2 separate regions of the Mus musculus genome follow, and region 1 is linked to region 2. The links are chromatin loops, found by intact Hi-C in ENCODE. Cell type or tissue: left cerebral cortex. All regions are shown on one strand. Links, peaks and the distances in the headings refer to the core of each region. The heading gives the core; the rest is flanking DNA.

Region 1 (9,339 bases), core at 666-8,665, 70 kb before region 2:
TAACAGGAAGGCTCCAGAGAGAAACGTACTTCCTAAGGATCCCGAAACAGAAGAGAAGCTCCGGTCCGCACCTCCTCCTGCTTCCGAGGCACCTGCCAGAGGTGTTAATTCTTGTACTACCCACCCTAGACATAGCTGGGGAGACAAGGTTATGAATTATATACAGGGGGCTTAAAAGGACCAAGCTCAGAGGGATGTCCCCGGACTGTCCTGGGGAGGGGATACAACAGCTCAGATGAGGTATCAGCCTAACATAAGGAAGTCATGGGCCCTGCGAATGGCATCTACAAAGAGAGAGCACAAATTTGAGGACTTAAGTATACAAGTCCAGTCCAGCTACAGCAGAGACTGAATCTGAGTAACAGAGAGGCAGGCAGGAAGGACGAGAAGGCCATGGAGTGCTGGCCTCTACCTTGAACACCAGGAAAAGCCTATCAGTTTCCACTCCATCCAACAACTTTGGACAGGGCAGCAACCTAGCCATTCAGCTGCTAACGCACTGGTGAGACCTTTCCCAGAAAGATGAACAATCTCCTTTGAGAGCTATTATGGAAATTAGGCGTCCCAAAATAGTGCCCATAGTGACATTTGGGCCAAAGGGAAGGCCAAACCACCACAGATCCATGCTATGCTAGGGGAAGTACCTGGCCAGGCTATCAAGAGCCTGCTACAGGGAGCCCAGCATCCCAGTCTCCTTAGATTTTCTGGGACCCTCCCTTCCCTCTAGTTTCCCTCGAGCACTACATAAGGCATAAGAACAGAGCAGAGGAGGCCTGAGGTCTTGCCAACTTGGACCTTCTTCACTCTACTAGAATTCCTAATGGCTTTTTAATCTACAAATGACCTTGCTAATAAGAACATTGGCTCCTACAAGAGTTATTCTAGAGAGTTAGGGTTTAACATATTTACTTTTCATTAAATAAGATAGAGTCCTGGGAGGTAAAGGCAAAAAAGTAAGTCTTTTAGGATGGTAGGTTCTCAACAGCCAACCAGGACTGCAATACAAGTGACATGAGACCCCAGCGCCTGCTTTCTCCACCCCCACTCTCTGACCCAGCACATTCAATCCTGAGTAGGAGGGGCTGCCATGGCAACACCATCAGTTTGCATGTGCGTCACCAAGGAGTCCCCAGAATAGGTCCTTATGACAATCCATGGGGAGGTACGTTCCTCTAGGGCACTCACCTGGGCCCCAAGGAGGATGCAAGTCCCATTTTCTGGAATGACAGAGGGTACGAACGAGGAAGAGTAGGGGGCCAGGTCTGGCAACAACACACTTCCCACTGATCTGGAAGGAACCAAAGGGGCTGACCTAGTCAGGCCTCCTCGCACCACACGCACGAAGAGCTGGCGCAGTGTGGAAGGTAGAAGCAGAATGAGGTTCCTGCCCTGGCTCAGAATTCCCCGCTGCTCTGAGAGCAGACCCTCAGGCTTCCTGCTATGGGATTGGCACAAGGGTCTCCCAGGCTCAGCACAACAGTGAAGATACTTTTACCATACCCCTGTCCACTGCACACAGGAAGGGGACTAACAATCAGCAAGAGGCAGTGGCTTGCTGAGGCCAAGTCAGGCATGCTGGCTGACACAGTCAGCAATAAGTGATCAGCCAGCAGACTGCAAACTCAGACCCAGGGGAGTCCGCTCCAGGAGCCAGTCTTCACATATCCCGTTTTTATGAAGTAGTCTTTGATGATGAGGCCAAGGAAGTATGCCACTTAGGATACCAGGTTCCAAAAACCCTGGCTGTCTGGGCTCTCAGAAATCTACCTGCCTCTGCATGAGCGCTAGGATTAAAGGTGTGCAACCACCACACCCAGCTTTGACTGGAGAAAGTAATCTTCAGAGACAGCAGAGTTTTCTGCCTAGAGGACCTGGAAGCCCCACGAATGATTCTTTTACTCAACAAATATCACCAGGGCTCCTACCACCTGCCTGCACTGGGTCAGACACTAGGGACACAGCACTGAGAAAGACAAATGAGGTCCTTGTCCCCAAGGGCTGACAATTACCCAAACAATACACACATGTCACAACTAAGTGATAATGACTTTCAAAGTACAAGCTCTGGGAGCTGGAGGATGTGGTGGCAATATGGGTAGGCATGCAAGATCCAGGACCGGGAGAGAGAACTAACTTATGCACAGTGATGGAGGGTCAGAAAGAGTACCAGCATGTGGCATGGCAGCCAGGAGGTCATGAGGGGGTGGGAGGGGTTCAGGTAGCCTCACAGGATCTGAAGTATGAAGTATTGGGGGTGGGGGGATGGAGAAAATTTATCTAGCCAGACAGAAGTTCTATGGGCTGTTGGTATTCCTATCCACCAAGCCTAGGGGAGCTTCCTCAAAAAGCTTGGGAAGGAGACACCATACCCAACATGGAGTAAGCAGCAGGCATTTGGCAACAGCATGGTGCATATTATGGTCAGCTCTCAGTCCTGTCCCCATGCCTCTCTCTGGCTTAAGGAGGCTGATGGGCAGATGGAGATGAATCGGGGGTTCTGTTCTGGCTTTTGTCTTTTCTTCTCCTGGACCAGTCCTTCGTGGGGACCTTTCTTTCTTTCTTTTTTTTTTTTCTTTTTGGTTTTTTTTTTTTTTTTTTTTTTTTTTTTTTTTTTTTTGAGACAGGGTTTCTCTGTATAGCCCCTGGCTGTCCTGGAACTCACTCTGTAGACCAGGCTGGCCTAGAACTGAGAAATCCACCTGTCACCTGCCTTCCAAGTGCTGGGATTAAAGGCGTGCGCCACCACCGCCCAGCTGAGACCTCAGTTTCTAATGTGTACTATGAAGGTTGGGCCAGACCCAGCACCATGGATGACTGTAGTTTGATAACTCAAGTACTGGCGGCTGAATTTAGGAGCAGGAAGGTAGAGGCAGAGCAGAATTTCCACACTTGCAACTGAGTCACTTCCCTGCTAATAATGCACTGCATTTGGCCCTCCTTTCCTGGCCGAGGTGAGCCTTGGCAGCAGATGCGACTCAAAAGTGGGAAAAGCCACAGGGAACTGAGGGAGCGGGGACAAGAGCAAGGTTCTCACTCTGCGATCACAGGACTACGGGACTATGTCAGATGACTGCCAACCCCCAGTTCCAGAATTACCCGCAACAATCTAGCCACTTAGTTTTACCCTCCACCTAGCATATGCGCAGGGGAGGGGTTCTCCATCTCTACCATCCAAGCTATGCGGTCATCATAAACAGCTGTTGGGATTCTTTTATTAAAATCCCAACTATGACTCCACCCCTGTCCTAGGCTTCAGAGCCACACAATGTCCCAGCTCAGAGCTGTACTGCCACTACCTCACGCTGGGTCGTGGACTAAACTAAGAATAGTCACAAGCAGCCAAGGCTCCACCATGAGAAGCCCCCCATCCAGGAGCAAAGGCAGGGATGGCCCTGCGGGTGCCTATTAGCTTCTAAGCCACCGTCTAAGCCAGACATTCAGAGATCAGAAATGCCAATGTGAACCAGGAGGGGTGGCATATGCCTTTAATCCCAGCACTCAGGAGGCAGGTAGGTAGTTCTGTAAGGCCAACCTGGTCTACAGAGTAAGTGACAGGACAGCCAGCCATAAAAAACAAACAAAACAACCTGTCTTGAGGAACTACACACACACACACACACACACACACACACACACACACACACACAAATAAAAAACAGACTCCCTCTCTCCCAACAAATGCACACCATCCAGGTTTCGACAATAAAACAAGTTATCAGTGCAATCTCTCACCCATTATGGAACTTCCCTTCACAGAGTCCATACTCTTGCCTCCTTCCTTGAACACTGCCACTACCAGGGTGGTTGGTGGGAACTGCTCTGAGGAGACAAACTAGGCCACTAGGGAGTGTCCATAGGACCAAGGAGGAACAAGGAGGCCTCCTGGAGATGGCAAGATAACAGAGACTTTGCTAGAGCACCCTCCCCTACCCCACCTAGTCTTTCACCAAAGTAGATTCCAGAGAGTTAAACTGACTAGTCTGCATTTCATATTAGTCCTGGTTGCAGTCTATGAGGTAATCACACCCACTTTTTTCCCCATTGTATTTTCTACATTGAACATCAACATGGAGAAATTCTCTTGCTATGACAGTAAAGAACTGCTCAAGAGCTGGAGGACAAATTCTGAGTTAAAAAACAAAAACAAAACTGTCAAAAAAAAAAAAAAAAGAATTTAACAGGCATCCTGCTCTTGGAAGACAGAGGAGAGCCCAGGAAGAATAGCTCCAGGAGGGGCCATAGCAGACCGCAGGCAGGGGCCATTACCCAGAGACTGAGAATATTTAAAAGCATTGACATGGGCAGATCGCGTCCTTCCCTGTTAAGGGAATCAAAAGGCCCAAGGAAGAGAGAAGCACTGAGAAGAGGCCAGTGGAAGCTGTAGGCTGTATGTGGGGCAGCTCCAGGGGCTTGCCCCCTAGGATGGAAACACTTCTCCAGGGGCAGATAACCATAGCAACAGTCAGCTAGGACTGGTGCCAATGCCAGGTGGAAACACTCTGATGGAGCCCCAGCATGGGTTAGCTTGCAGCCACCAGCATGTGAGAATGGCAGACATACAAATGGTAAGAAATATTCATGCCGTACCATTAAGAGAAGACTGAATTTAGAACTGTGTGCGCGTGTGTGTGTGTGCGTGTGCGTGTATCTCTATCTCATATTCTTGACTTTATACAACATGTACTAAGAGATGTAACCACTAGATAGTTGGTTTACCAGCAATCTTATTTTGTTCCTGATTGCCTAAACTTTCAAGATTACCACAACTAATATGTCCTGGAACTAACTCATCCTGTAAGCCAGGCTGGACTCACTCTCAAGAGATCTGCCTGCTTCTGCCTCCCAAGTCCTAGGATTGAAGGTGTGCATCACCGCTGCCCTTTCTAAGGAAAACTGGGGTAGCTCGTTCCTCCTCCTTCAGTTTCTGCAGCTTCAGCTAAGCAACGTGGGGTGCTTTGCCTTGTATGGAAAAGGCTGAGGTGTGATTTGAACTGTATGCCCCCCTTCCCCATTCACTGAAGGCCTCGGTTCTATCTTGAAGGCAGACACAACTTCTAGAAGGATAATCAACTTAGGCAGATCTCTGTGAGTTCAAGGCCAGCCTGGTCTATAGAATACCAGGACAAACAGAGCTGTTACACAGACTAAACAAACGAAAAAAATCCAAGGGTTTCCCACCCCTCTTCTAAGTATGTCAGACTCAGGGTTGCGCTGTGAGGGCTTCACAGTCTGGGTTGGCCCACAAAAGCTGGGGCAGAGGGCAGTTGGGGCACACCTGGTTCCAGGCAGGCATGTTCTCCATCCAGTGACTGTTTCAGGGGATTACAAAACCCTACTTACCACCCTGCCCCATCCAGTTCCTCCCAGCCAAATCCTGCTCCACCTTGTGAGGTAGATCAGTACTGGGGGCTGGAGAGTGAAATATCACTACTAACTGAGCTGAGTGGGTGGTGTCGCCCTCAGCAGCTGGGGGGATGGCAAGTGATGTAACACGTGTTGCAACATTAGTGAGTACCAGGATGGAGAATGAAGCCAGGCTAGCCTAGGATACCAGGTTGCCTGGCTCAAACTGGGTAACCAGCCGAGCTAAGCATGAATCTTGCCTCATCCTTAACCAAATGACAGGATGCAGAAGAGTCAAGTTCCCCTAAAGAGAAGCTAGTTGTAGTGGCACACCTGCAATCACAGCACCTGGGATGCCAAGGAAGGAGGATTAAGAGTTGGAAGCCAGCCTAGGCTACAAGGCGAGACCTTTTAAAAACTGGAAATAATTGTCTGGGACTCCGACCTGAACTAGCTAGCCGTCCGTCCAGCACAGGGCAGCACGCTTTGGCCAAAGTCCCTTCCTGAAAGTCGTCTTGCTGTGGGTGCCCTCAGGATGAAAGCCCTAGGGATGACTGACACTCACCCCATCGCCCAGACCCCTCGCGTGACAGGGCAGATCCTTTATTCTTGTTTTCGCTGCGGGCAGCTTCCGCCCGACGCTCACCCCGCAGGACCCCGGAGTAGGCGGCGATGAGGGTCTTCATGCTGAAGCCAATGCACGTCACGGCCGTGCAGAAAGCCGCCTCACGCCGCGCCCCTGACCCATGCCCCGGCCGCCGGGGCCAGGGCTTCGCGCTGAGCTCCGGGAGCTGAGGGACAGCGCCCAGGCCGTGGCGGCAGCAGGGCGAGAGCTGAGGTAGGTAGCCGCTGCCACCCTAGATGAGCAGAAAGCCAGCGAAGCGCGGCCACGGCGCCGAGCGCCGCTGCGCGCGCACTTTATAACCTCACAACGGGGCGGGTCGTGACGCTATAGGGCGGGGCAAAAGGGTCCGCCCCGGACTGTGCCATGTTCTTGTAGGGGGTGAGACTCCCGGCGATAAACTATGCACAGAGCCCAGGAAGGCAGCATGGCCTGAACTGTACGGTTCAGAGTCTATAGAATACGGGCAAGGGAGCCGGAGTCCCGGTGTATGAAACTACTCCTGGTTGCCCCAGCGACCGCCTTGTCATTCTCCCAAGCCTCTCTCTCAGACGTTAGTACGGTCCAGCAGCTGGAACGTGGGCAGGGAGTTTGAGCACGTGCGGGACGATCCGGACCGTGCGGGTGCCTGTGTCCCTTTTGGCTGTGCTTTCCTTGGGCAGGCCTAGCCTGCAGTGAGTAGTGTTGGAATTCGTTAGGTTACAGCTGGACCTGACAGTTACCCAAGTGCCGCAGCCTTTCCTTTTACCAGCAAAAAAATAGGAGTGATTGAGTCTTATCAGGAAGGAACCTAGAGCGATGGAGTCTACTACCTGTAATCCTACAATCCTAGCAGCTCGCTCTCTCTCTCCTCTCTCTCTCTCTCTCTCTCTCTCTCTCTCTCTCTCTCTCTCTCTCTCTCTCTCTCTCTCGCCTCTTCTCTCTCCTCTCTCCCCCTTCTCTCCCCTCTCTCCTCTCTCTCTCTCCTCTCTCTCTCTCTCTCTCTCTCTCTCTCTCTCTCTCTCTCTCTCTCTCGCCTCTTCTCTCTCTCTCCCTCCCTCTCCTGTATGTATGCAAGAGTTTGAAGCCAGCCCAGGCTACATAGTGACCCTGTCTCCAAACACCAAAGACAAAGGCAATACTACAAGCATAGTGAGTGATGGACTTCAAGCCCAGTTCCAGACCTCTCTTCCTCTCTTTTCCTCAACTTCAGGGTGTCTTTTGTTTGGCTTGGTTTGCCGGAGGGGGGCAGGGTGTGGGGTTGAGGGTTGTGTGAATGTTGATGTTTTGGTTTTTCTTTTCTTTTCTCTTTTTAGAAATTGGGTTTCTCCTTGTAGCCCTGGCTGTCCTGGCACTATGTAGACTAGGCTGGCCTGAATTTATAGAGATGCACCTTTGTCTGACTCTAGTGCTGAGTGAAAGGCATGTGCCACCACTCGCAGTTTGCAGCTTCAGTTTTCTTTCACATCTGTAAAAACGGGAACACCCGTGATTGTATTGTGAGAGGCTTTGAGAATTGAGGAACTGAGGTATATGGACTAAGCTCACTACAGGCACTGGGACTCATTCCCATTGCCCACAGAGGAAGAGGAGTTCCGCAGAATGAGGGTGTGAGCACAAGCCGAAGGGCAGCATCAGTCAGCATGTCTGGATTGGGGCAGGACCATAGAGACTGTAGTCCTGGCAACGTGGGAGATGGAGACTGCAGTGACATGGGATTAGAAAATCCTCCAGTGTCTCTCTTAAGACTTTGGGGTGGGACTGGGTTCTGGGAGAGCCTTAAAAGAAACGAAAGAGGTAAGATGAATTGTAGGATCCCTCTTGACAGAGTATGAGAAATAAACGTGAGGACAGGTTGCAGTGGGGAGCTGGGTGAGTGGGAGAATCTCAAGCAAAGGCAGTGGTTAAAGGTATGCCCTTCAGAAAAAAGATAGGACTGGGGTGTGGCTCACCTTTGGGTTGCATACTGTAAGGTCTAGGTCAATAGGGCCTTGGGGAAGAGCAGAAAAGAAAGGAGGTGAGTTCTACCTGAAGAGGGGAGAAAGTCCCAGGGCCTGTGACAAATGCCATTAGTGAAACCTAGAAACACTTGCATGATGAGTGGTGGGGCACAAATCTCACTGAGAAAATACTACCAAACCCAGAGAACTGAGTCAACCATAAATAGAAGGAAAAAGATCCTAGGGCATGATGATGCTCTGTGGTAGTCCTAGGTCATTTTATGGAACTAAGGGAAAGCTACTGGCATGCCATGCTCACGGGAGACTCGAGATGGATGTATGCTGTGCAACAACTGTGGGGGGAGAGAGGTATATATATATATATATATATATATATATATATATATATATATATATATATGGGGGGCAGAACAATACACAAACATACACACACACACACACACACACAGCATGGAAGACCTCGGGTCACTGTATGGCACATTCCTGCTCCAGGAGCATCTCTGTAGAGGAGGCCTTGTGCCAGGACCCATGAAAAACTCACTTACCTCTGCTACTGTCCGATGGGCAGAGATTAATCTGGAAGGTTATAAGCCTGGGGTGTAGTCTTTCCTTTAGCAGTGACTTGTCAAGTGTCCTTGCTAAGTCGATAGTTGTTCATCACAAAGTGGAGGTGGGAAGTTAGCCATACCTGTTATAACCTGAGCATGTGGTCAGTGAGGAAGAGGATGAGGTGGAGGAGGAGGAGGATGTCTCCTTCAGGAGCTCAAGGTCATTCTCAACTATGTAATGATTTGGAAGCTGGCCTGAGTTAGCCGAGACCCTGTCTCAAAAAAGAAACAGGAGGAGGGAGGAAAAAAAGGAGACAGAAAGGGTGACAGTTCCTATCTTGACTACTTATGGATCAACTAAAGTAATATGGAAAGGGTGTTACCATTATGCAAGGAGAGTAAGATACCATTATCTTAATGATAACAAATGGCAGGACTTTGGGTAAACGAGGCCCATTGGAAACATTCAGATCCCAAGTTCATGTGTGTACTTCAGCATTTTCCTGTGCACCTTCTCTGGGTCAGGTACTGATTGGAACACACAGAACCAGAACTTGTCCCTGCCTTGGTGGAGACTCAACCAAGAGATGAGACCAGTGGTCAAAGGATGGCCAGGCTGTTGTGCAGGGAAGTGTAAGGTCAGGCCAAGGCTGGCCCTCCCATCCTGGTTGCCATTGCCTGCCTCTGCTGAGCTTGGAATTTACCCAAGCCCAGGAGCCCTTGGTCTATGCCCATTGTGGGTCTAACTCAACCAAGAGGCTCAGTGGACGGTAGATTGGCCAATAGACGTGTCATTTGTCAGGGAACGATAAATGAGAAAGTCAAAATGAGGCAATATTGCTGCTGGATATGAGATTAATCTGTTGGTCAGAGAGGAAGGGCATAT
Region 2 (9,339 bases), core at 918-8,917:
TCCTTCCCACAGCCTCAAAATTACTGCTGAATCCAAATTGGGAAGGAGGACCAAACTATTTTCCAAAATGGATAAACATTGGAAGGCCCCTGGATCCTCCTCTCTGGCACTGGCTGTAACTGGCCAGGCTTTTTGGGGGGATGGATTGGGTGGGGGTGGGGTGTAAAATGTTTTCATTTGCATTTCCTCATCGCTGAAGTTGAATATCTTTATAGGTATAAAATTTCAGCATATTCACAAGAATCATCGTTCATCGGGCAGATACCTTTTTCTACTTCTGTTTTCCATTGAGAATTCAATTTCAGCAGTGCGGTGATGGCGCATGCCTTTACTCCCAGCACTTGGAAGACAGAAGCAGGAGGATCTCTGTGAATTCTGGGCCAGCCTGGTCTGTAGAGTGAGTTCCAGACAGCCTATACTACACAGAGAGACTTTGTCTCAGAAAATAAATAAATTTAAATAAATTAAATTTTGACCGGGTGTTGGAATGCACACCTTTAATCCTAGCACTTGGGAGGCAGAAGCAGGCGGATCTTTGTGACTTTGAGGCCAGCCTGGTCTACAGGGTGAGTTCCAGGACAGCCAGGACTACCCAGAAAAACACTGTCTTGAGGGGAAAAAAAAAAGAATTAAAAATTTCAGGGCAAAGTGGTACAAGTCTTTCACTCTAGGTTTTGTTTTGTTTTACTTTAAAAAAAAAAAGATTTATTTATTTATTATATGTAAGTACACTGTAGCTGACTTCAGACACACCAGAAGAGGGCAGCAGACCTCATTACGGGTGGTTGTGAGCCACCATGTGGTTGCTGGGATTTGAACTCAGGACCTTCAGAAGAGCAGTCAGCACTCTTAACCACTGAGCCATCTCGCCAGCCCTTTGTTTTACTTTTTTTTGTTTGTTTGTTTAAACATGTTTATTACAACAGATACAATTCACATCTGACTAGCTTTATTTCTCCTTTCCCCTCCCACAACCATGTTCATTGGGCCACTTCCTTGTATTTGAGCAGTTAATGTACTTTCAGCACACTTGCCCAGCAGTACTTCTTAAAGTCCATTCTTAGATGAAAATGGATTTCAATAAGTTATACAAACATGGGTTATGCTTGCTCACTGTGACTTCCAGCTACTGTACATAGGAATGACAAGGTTATAGAAAAGTGCCACAGCAACAGTGCCCCAAGAAAGGAAAGGGGGCACCTTAAAAAAAATGGATAAAATCAGGCCAAGGAACTTCAGAGGGAATGGAACATACAGGAAATGAAAACATATCTTTGCAAAACAAATGGAGCAGCACTGCTCTTGATCAGGTGCAAGTGCTGGTCAGTTGTCTCATGATATTTGTACACTGCTCATAAGGTTCAAAATCGTAACCTCAGACACAGATCACCTGGCACTTGCACTGGATTTTTGAAAATTCGAGATTTCTAAATGATAAATTAAACCCTCCCCCCCAAATTTTTTCTTTTTCTTTTTTTAAAAAAAGGTAATTTTGCAGACAGGTTTCCATGTAAAAGGCTAGGTATTCAGCCACCTCAGCACTGATTAGTTTCAGATGTCTAAGCTCTGTTACATTTTGGCTTCCCATGGCTTCACTCTACAAAACATATTTACAACATGAAGATACATCTACAAGAAAGCTACATTTCAAGGGTTTTACAAATCAATCTTGTATATTTCCCCTGAATTGACTCTCACAGACCCCGTCCCCTTGTCATTTCATTTGCCCAGCTTAACGGTCCATAGTCTACTTAAATGCAGCTCAAAATGTTATGACTGGGCAATAGATTTACAGTTCCTCTATGAGATCATGTGCAATTATTCACATCTTCAAACCATGAAGGAATTCTGATTTTTTTTTTTTTTTTTAGCTTTTCGAGTTCCTTAACTTGTTGTCTCAAAAATAGTATCCTCTGCTCTCGCAAAGTTGCTTGAATTTCACATACTCGAACTAATGATCTCAAATTTTCTAACTCAGTACATATTTCTGACATATGTACACTTCCCATATTATGGGCTTCTTTACGCAATCTTGATGCCTGCTTCTCTGCATGGTCTGCGGGCCACCCTTGAACATGCTTTATGAGATTATCATTGACGTGCACCACTAGAGTAGAGTTAATGAGCACGCAGATCTAGCAGATGCATTCTGTGGTACAGCAGTTGCAGCTGATGCATTACTACTGCAAGTATGATTTGGACCAGGTGATGGACTTCTCCGGCTACTTAAGCGCTGAAGACTTCGTGGAGAAACAGGATCATGGCTCTGCTGCTTGTCAGCAGTTACAGGCTGCTGTGTAGCCGAATGTGACACTGGTCCTTGCTTAACTACTGGAGTACTAACCTTTGGCTGGGATGAAACAGGTGGAGTACTCATCAAAGGTTTCATAGGGACCGTATTAGTTTGAGGTGTGCTTATTCTTGGAGACACATAGGATCTTGGGGATGAAGCATCAGACGTCAGAGACATTGGAGACTGATTAGATGGCTGGGCTTGTGTAGAAAGCTGGGCAGCTTGAGAAATCAGCGAGGTGATGTTGAAAGCAGATGGTCCAGCAGTAAGAAACTTGTGGATGATAGACTGCAAGGAAGCTTGTGTTACAGCTGCTGTAAGAATTCCACTGGTGAAACCACGAGTGGCTGTTGCTTGCATCACCTCTCTTCTGTAACCCCTGTCTTTTGGGAAACTATTAACTGCCAATTTATTTGCTTCTTTTTGTCTCTGTTCTCTTTCAAGCCACTCTTTTGGTTTCTCCCACTGTGAAACTTCTGTGCAACAACTGTAGTAGTAATTTTTTCCAGATGAGCTAATGTGCTCAGACCAATCATCTGCAGAATCATAAAGTGCATCTGAAGTTTTGCTTGGATTATTGCTTGGATTAGAAGAATGTGAATTTGAACTATGTGGTTGTGTGAGTTTTCTTGTGGAGAGTAACTGGTCCCACCGCCCCTTTCTCTAACTCTCTGAGTGTGCACGTTTTTGGCCTTGTTGTGACCTGTGCTGTCACTGTATTTGTTTTCAGGACTATTAGATCTCCGCAACATTTTGTTTGGTGGTGAAGGATCTGCGGCGTCTCGCATCTTTTCATGTCTGTGATCACCACTACTGGGGTGACTCTTTGAAGAATACTTAAGTGCCTGTAAAACATCACCCCCCTGGAAAGGCTGAAAGTCCCCTCTCCGGTCGTGACAGCCATCACTGAGTCTCTGCTGTTTCCTCGCATACATTACCATCAATACCCGGCTGTGTGTGTGTGTCGGGGAGGGGGAGAGCGGCCGCGAGGCAGGCGCGCGGGCGGCGGGCAGCCCGGGCACCAGGTCTCAGCGCACCCTCGGCGGCTCGACTACCGCTTAGGGTCGGCTAGGGCAGAGGTGCCAACTACGGGGCGGCAGCGCGAGCCGTGGGGAGGGGGTGAGAGGTCGTGTTCCGGTCCCCGCGGAGAGCGAACGCCTCCAGCACCTTCCCTCCTCCTGCTCCGCCGCCGCCGGGTCCTTCTCGCCGCCTCCTGCCGCTGCTACAGCCGCCGCCGCTCCACCAACTACATCCTTGTTTTACTTTTTAAGACAAGATTTTTCTATGTAGCTTTCTCTGTCCTGGAACTTGCTTTGCAAACCAGACTGGCTTCGAACTCAGATATCCACATGTTTTTGCATCTCCAGTGCCACCATCACCTGGCTGGCCGCGTGTTCTTTACTTGGACATTAGGAGGCATGGCTAATGTACTGGGATTAAAGGCTTGCACCACCACATCCTGGATCCTGCTGGAGTGGGTTTTAAATGCAGAATTAAAGTTCCATTTGAGTCCTTACTAAAACCTATCAAAATCCAGAATTTTCTTTGTCCTTTATCACACTTTCCATTCCCTAACTAGAGCAGCATCCCCCACCTTCCCTCGAACGTGAAATCCCCAGGTTCGGAAACCTAACAAGTTGGAGGGTGCCGGCAGAGGGGAAATTGGAAGCGGAAAATCAGCCTTCGACAATGAGAGCTACTCCCTCTGGTGGTCAATATGAAAAGCTGCAGCCAGAAGAGCTTAAGACTGGGTTGGTGATGGCTCAGAAGCCTGAGCTGAGGGGTTGAGGCTGGATGCAGGCTGACGAACTGGTTCCGCGCTGCTAGCTTTGGCTGGAGATGAGCAGTCTGTTTTTCTCTCCGCACTGTCAGGATGGAGGATCCTGAGCTTCTGCCCTGAGTGTCAGGTACTGTGAGAATGAGACCTTACCTCATCTTCAAAGCAAACTCAGAGGCGTAAACCATTTCAGCTTACCGAAGTAACAACACCTCCCTTTCGGCCTTTTGTTGTAATGGGATCGTTGTGAACCCACGTAGGCCCTGGCATTTTCTCTTTTCCTCACACAGGTGCCCTTTCTCCAGATATGTATGACGACTCCAAGTTCACTGTTCTTCACGTTGCATTTCTTTCTTTCTTTCTTTTTGTTTGTTTGTTTGTTTGTTTGTTTGTTTTTTCGAGACAGGGTTTCTCTGTGTAGTCCTGGCTGTCCCGGAACTCACTTTGTAGGTTGGCCTCGAACTCAGAAATCTGCCTGCCTCTGCCTCCCGAGTGCTGGGATTAAAGGCGTGCACCACCATGCCCGGCTCACGTTGCATTTTTAAAAAAGATTTATTTATTTCATGTACGTGGGTATACTGTCACTGTCTTCAGACACAGGAGAAGGCAGCTTCGGATCTCATTACCGATGGTTGTGAGCCACCATGTGGTTGCTGGGAATTGAACTCAGGAGCTCAAGCAGTCAGGTCTCTTACCCACTGAGCCATCTCTCCAGCCCCCAAGGTCTCTGTTGTGGTCGACAGCGGCATTTCAGCCAGTGTGGCCAATAGGAACGCCACACTCTCTCCACAGGAATCTCTAACGCAGGGACCTCCGCCCACCTCCCACTGGGAGGTGTGTTCTCTGAATGAGGAAAGGTGAAGCTGAGGCTTTCTGTCCCCACTTCAAGCTCTCTGAGAGCTGAAGGAAGTCCCTTCAGCCGAGGGTCCTTTTCTGCAGGCAGGACTGTGAATTTGGCAGGCTGGCCCGTGCAGCAGTGTCCACACTCCCGTGTGGGGTGCTGTTATCTCAGTAAGACTCTGTGGTGAACTAAGTTTAAAGTTGAAGTGCACAGCATGGTAGGGGTTCTGAGACGTCTATCTGGAAAGAGACTGAGGTGTGGCTGGCGCGCCTTTAGTCCTTGCACTTGGGAGGCAGAGGCAAAGGCGGAGGCAGGTGGATTTCTGAGTTCGAGGCCAGCATGGTCTACAGAGTGAGTTCCAGGACAGCCAGGGCTACACAGAGAAACCCTGTCTCGAAAAACAAAAACAAAAACAGAGAGAGAGAGAGAGAGAGAGAGAGGCACTGCTCGACTGTGTGTGCCCAAGCACTGCAGCTAGAGGAAACGCTAGAGACTGGCTGTTGGGTCTCAGGTTGAACGTGGTTCTTCCTCTCCTGGAAATGATGTAAATTCTGGGCATATATGGAAGGACGAACATCCCGACCCTCACCCAAGGGGCCCTCACCCAAGGGGTTAAGCCATATATTCTTGTTTGTTTGTTTGTTTGTTTGTTTTTCGAGACAGAGACAGGGTTTCTCTGCGTAGCCCTGGCTGTCCTGGAACTCACTTTGTAGACCAGGCTGGCCTCGAACTCAGAAATCTGCCTGCGGTTAATCCATATCTTAACCCCCTGAACCGTAAACAATGCTTTATATGTGGCAAGAGGAATGTGGCAAGCATGACTAAAGGGAAGAGTCTGAAATCACCTCATGTGACCCTACAGTTGGCTGTATGATGTCATCACAGAGATCCTTGTAAGATGGCAGTGGAGGGCCAAGGGCACAACAGAAGACAGCTACATGGTGATGGAAGAGAGGCGCTTGGTAAGATGCTCTTTGAACCACAAGGAAGGGACCACATGGGGAACAGAACAAGGCAAGATGATAGGCTCTCTCACAGAGCATCCCGCAGATCCCCCCTTGCTGACACACTTTTAAGCTGGGTGTGACACTGTCTTTTCGTTGCTATGACAGAATACCCAAACAAAAGAAACTTCACCATGGAAGGATTTATGCTGACTCAGGCTTAGGGGTACAGTCCACCAAGGGGGAGGGGGAGGCAAGGGGTGGGAACATCAGGCAGCTGGCCACATTATGCCCACAGTCCGGAAATAGAGCCATACACACAGGCTTCTGCTCAGCGACCTTTCTCCTTTGAAAGCAGCCTGCAGCCTCAGCACCACCTATGTTCTGAGTGAGGCTTCCTTCTCAGTGAAACCTCTGGCCAAGTTTCACAGACACAACCAGAGGTGTCTTTCCTAATTGAGTCTAAATCCAGTCAGGTTCACAGTCAAGACTACCTACCTATCATGACACCGACTTTCCAACTTGTGGCCTCCATAAGTATCGACTTCTGTTGTTCGAGGTAGCCTTGTAGCAGCCCAGGATTACAGCCCTCCTCAGGCCCCACTAGGGCTCAGTTCCCCAGTATTTTTCTCTTCTATTCCCACAGCAACACCCTCGGCTGGCAGCCAGATCTCCTCATACCAACAGATTTGTTTGGTTTTGTTTGTTTTGTTTTGTTTTGTTTTTTTGGGACAGTGTCTCACTATGTGGCCCTGGCTGGCCTGGAACCCACTATATAGATTGAGCTGGCTTTGAACTCACAGAGATACATCTTTTGCTGCTTTCCGAGTGCTGAGATTAAAGGTGTGCATCACCATGCCTACATGGCTGTCCTATCCCATCCTTGAGAATCAAACACCACTTCCTTCTGGAGCCTGCTGCGGCCAGCCATTGGTGGGAGGGGAAAGGCATGACTCTTAAAGTGGGGAGCTCCTTCTATCTCCATGGACCTGTCCCCCTGCCAGGCGACAGGAAACTCTGCAGAGGTTTGGCTGGTGGAATAAGTGAGTGATATGTACAGTGAGTGATATGTACAGTGAGTGATATGTACAGTGAGTGATATGTACAGTGAGTGATATGTACAGTGGTGTGGGGATGTGCTCTCTAGGCCTCCAGGGGAAGGAAATCTGTGCTCTGCTGGACCTGGTGCCCTCCTGAGCCTGGGGCTCATCTTTAATACAAAAGGTCACTTTGAGTCTTGGGCAGGTTTCCTCAGACACTTCACAAACCCTCCAAGCCTTCAATGCCCCCAAACTGACACTTTTTCTTTTGTACTCCCTGGCTCTGGGTGGTCCCACCACTCACCTGCCCCTGCCCCCAACACAGGACTCGGGAGCAGGGCACCCAAAGTCTTCCTCCTTCCTTACCTCATATTCCATTCTTTCTTAGGGTGTGTACTCGTTCATACCTGTGCCTATGTGTGCACCTTTGTGGAGGCCGAAGGTTGTCTCTGTCTCACCAGCACTGGAGTGACAGATGTACACTGCTGGCTGGGCCTGGCTTTGTATGTGAGGTCAGGGATCTGAACTCAGGGAATCGTGCTTGCTCAGCAAACATTCAACTCACCTGGGCATCTCCTCAGCCCCCTGCTTCCAGTCCTTTAGAAAGCACAGCTACTTCTACCAGGTATCGCTCTCTTCCTCTTTCAGCCACATCCCACACTGCCATCTGCCTGATCACTTCTTTACTGGCCTCATCCATGCTGTCCTTGACTCCGGGTCCCATCCATTTCCTCCTTCACAGAGCAGAATCACTGGAATTTCTAGAACCTATTTCTAACCATGTTCCTCTCTTGCTCAGGCAGAGAAAGGCCCAGACAGGATTCCCTCCTGTATGCAGCCCATGGGGCCCCTCATCTTTGGACATCATCCGCGTTTCTTAAGAGACCACAGTGACTGATGGCAATGGCCCCAGTGTCACCTGCCAGCTCAGTTGTGACACTCAGTTCCATTTCCCTCTGTAGCCACTGCCGTGACCTGAAGAGACACTGCTCTGCCAGGCCAGGAGAGTTCTCGTAAGGCCTTCTGGGACCTGAGATTTACCCTTATCATGGTGAGCATTATAAATGGCTCCTGCATTAAACACTATTTACTGCCGTAAACATTTTAAAAGGATTTTTATTATCTCCAGTTTGGGAAAGAGCACATTACTCATTCTCTTTCCGAGACTCGAACTTGTATTGATAATAACCGAGATGAGGCTGTCCTGGATTCCCCTCGACTAGCTGGCATAACACCGCTCTTGTAGAGGTCGGAGAGATGGCTCAAAGGTTCCCAGCACTTGCTGTTCTTGCAGAAGACTTAGGTTCAGTGTCCAGCACCCATGAGGTGGCCTCACAGCTTCTGTAACTCCAATTCCAGGGTCTAGTGTTTCCTTCTGGCCTCTGAGGACACTAGGCCCTCAGATGGTACACACACACACATGAAGGCACTCATATATGCATGAAATAAAAATAAGTACATCTTTTAAAAATAATTCATTTATTTTTATTTTATGTGCACTGGTGATTTGCATGTATGTTTTGCATACATACGTGTATGTTTGTGTGAAGGTCTTGGGTCCCTGGGAACCAGAGTTACAGACAGTTGTGAACTGCTATATGGTTACTGGGAATTGAACTGGATCCTCTGGAAGAGCAGCCAGTGCTCTTATCTGCTGAACCATATCTCCAGGCCATGTAGCACAAGCCTTTAATGCCAGCACTTGGGAGGCAGAGGCAGAGGATCTCTATGAGTTCCAGGTCAGCCTGGTCTACAGAGCCAGTTCTAGGACAACCAACGTGACACAGCAAAATGCAAAAAAACAAAAAACAAAAACCAAAAACAAACACCCCCCAAAAAACCTAAATAAATAGATAAAACAAAAATAATATAAACCCTGCACTTGTCAACATTTATTTAAACATTTTTGGTGTTTATGTATTTATTACATGTGTTTACACATTTGTATGTATGCATACCAGAGGTCATTGTTGAGTGTTCTTTGTTGCTGTTGCAGATTTTTTTTTTAATATAGATTTCTGATTTGCTTGGCCTGTGCCCTCCTCGCCACCATGGGGATTGCTGCTGTGCCTGGCTTTCCATGCGAGTGCTGGAGGTCTGAACTCAGGTCCCCACGCTTGCACAGCAAAGCGCTCACCGATTGAGCCAACTTCCCACTCCAAGTGCCTATTTACTTTGAGACTGTTGTTTTCTTATCCTACTTAGAACCCAGACATTCTTCTGGACGCTTAAATCATTTGTGTATGTTCTTTTTTATCTTCTTAAGCTAGGATTTCTCTATGTAGCCTCTGCTGTCCTGGAACTCTCTTAAGGTTTGGCTCCTCTAGGGGCTCAGGGTCCCCAGCTAGGTGGAGAGAGGCCAGACCACAGGCTCTTGCACACATGGTCTCATGTCTAGTATGGCATCAGAGATGTGGGCTGCTGTGCTATGCAATGATTTCTCA

Evidence for each region. Hi-C counts contacts between places; a loop is a spot of excess contacts. Peaks named below come from ENCODE experiments on the same cell type or tissue, not always from the same donor. Only the 100,000 strongest peaks of a DNase experiment are listed, where the experiment ranks them.
Region 1: it touches region 2 in a loop (2.2-fold over the local background); 4 of 42 quality-filtered maps call a loop at or near these places.

Annotation. Positions count from the first base shown.
Region 1 is chr7:99,176,484-99,185,822 of GRCm38, forward strand. It overlaps Dgat2 (diacylglycerol O-acyltransferase 2), which reads right to left and starts at 6,230. Exons shown (of 8, transcript NM_026384.3): 1 at 5,909-6,230. The coding sequence starts at 6,029. In left cerebral cortex, for the core only: no CTCF peak of the experiment used is centred there; DNase peaks (open chromatin) are centred at 1,097, 5,557, 6,310 and 6,527; H3K4me3 peaks cover 1,858 bases; H3K27ac peaks cover 1,344 bases.
Region 2 is chr7:99,245,740-99,255,078 of GRCm38, forward strand. Gm34062 (a long non-coding RNA gene) reads left to right here and starts at 5,773. Exons shown (of 4, transcript XR_378360.2): 1 at 5,773-5,873; 2 at 7,284-7,520; 3 at 7,695-7,946. It also overlaps the pseudogene Gm18943. In left cerebral cortex, for the core only: a CTCF peak has its summit at 4,006 (motif pointing left); DNase peaks (open chromatin) are centred at 3,635 and 4,003; H3K4me3 peaks cover 849 bases; H3K27ac peaks cover 50 bases.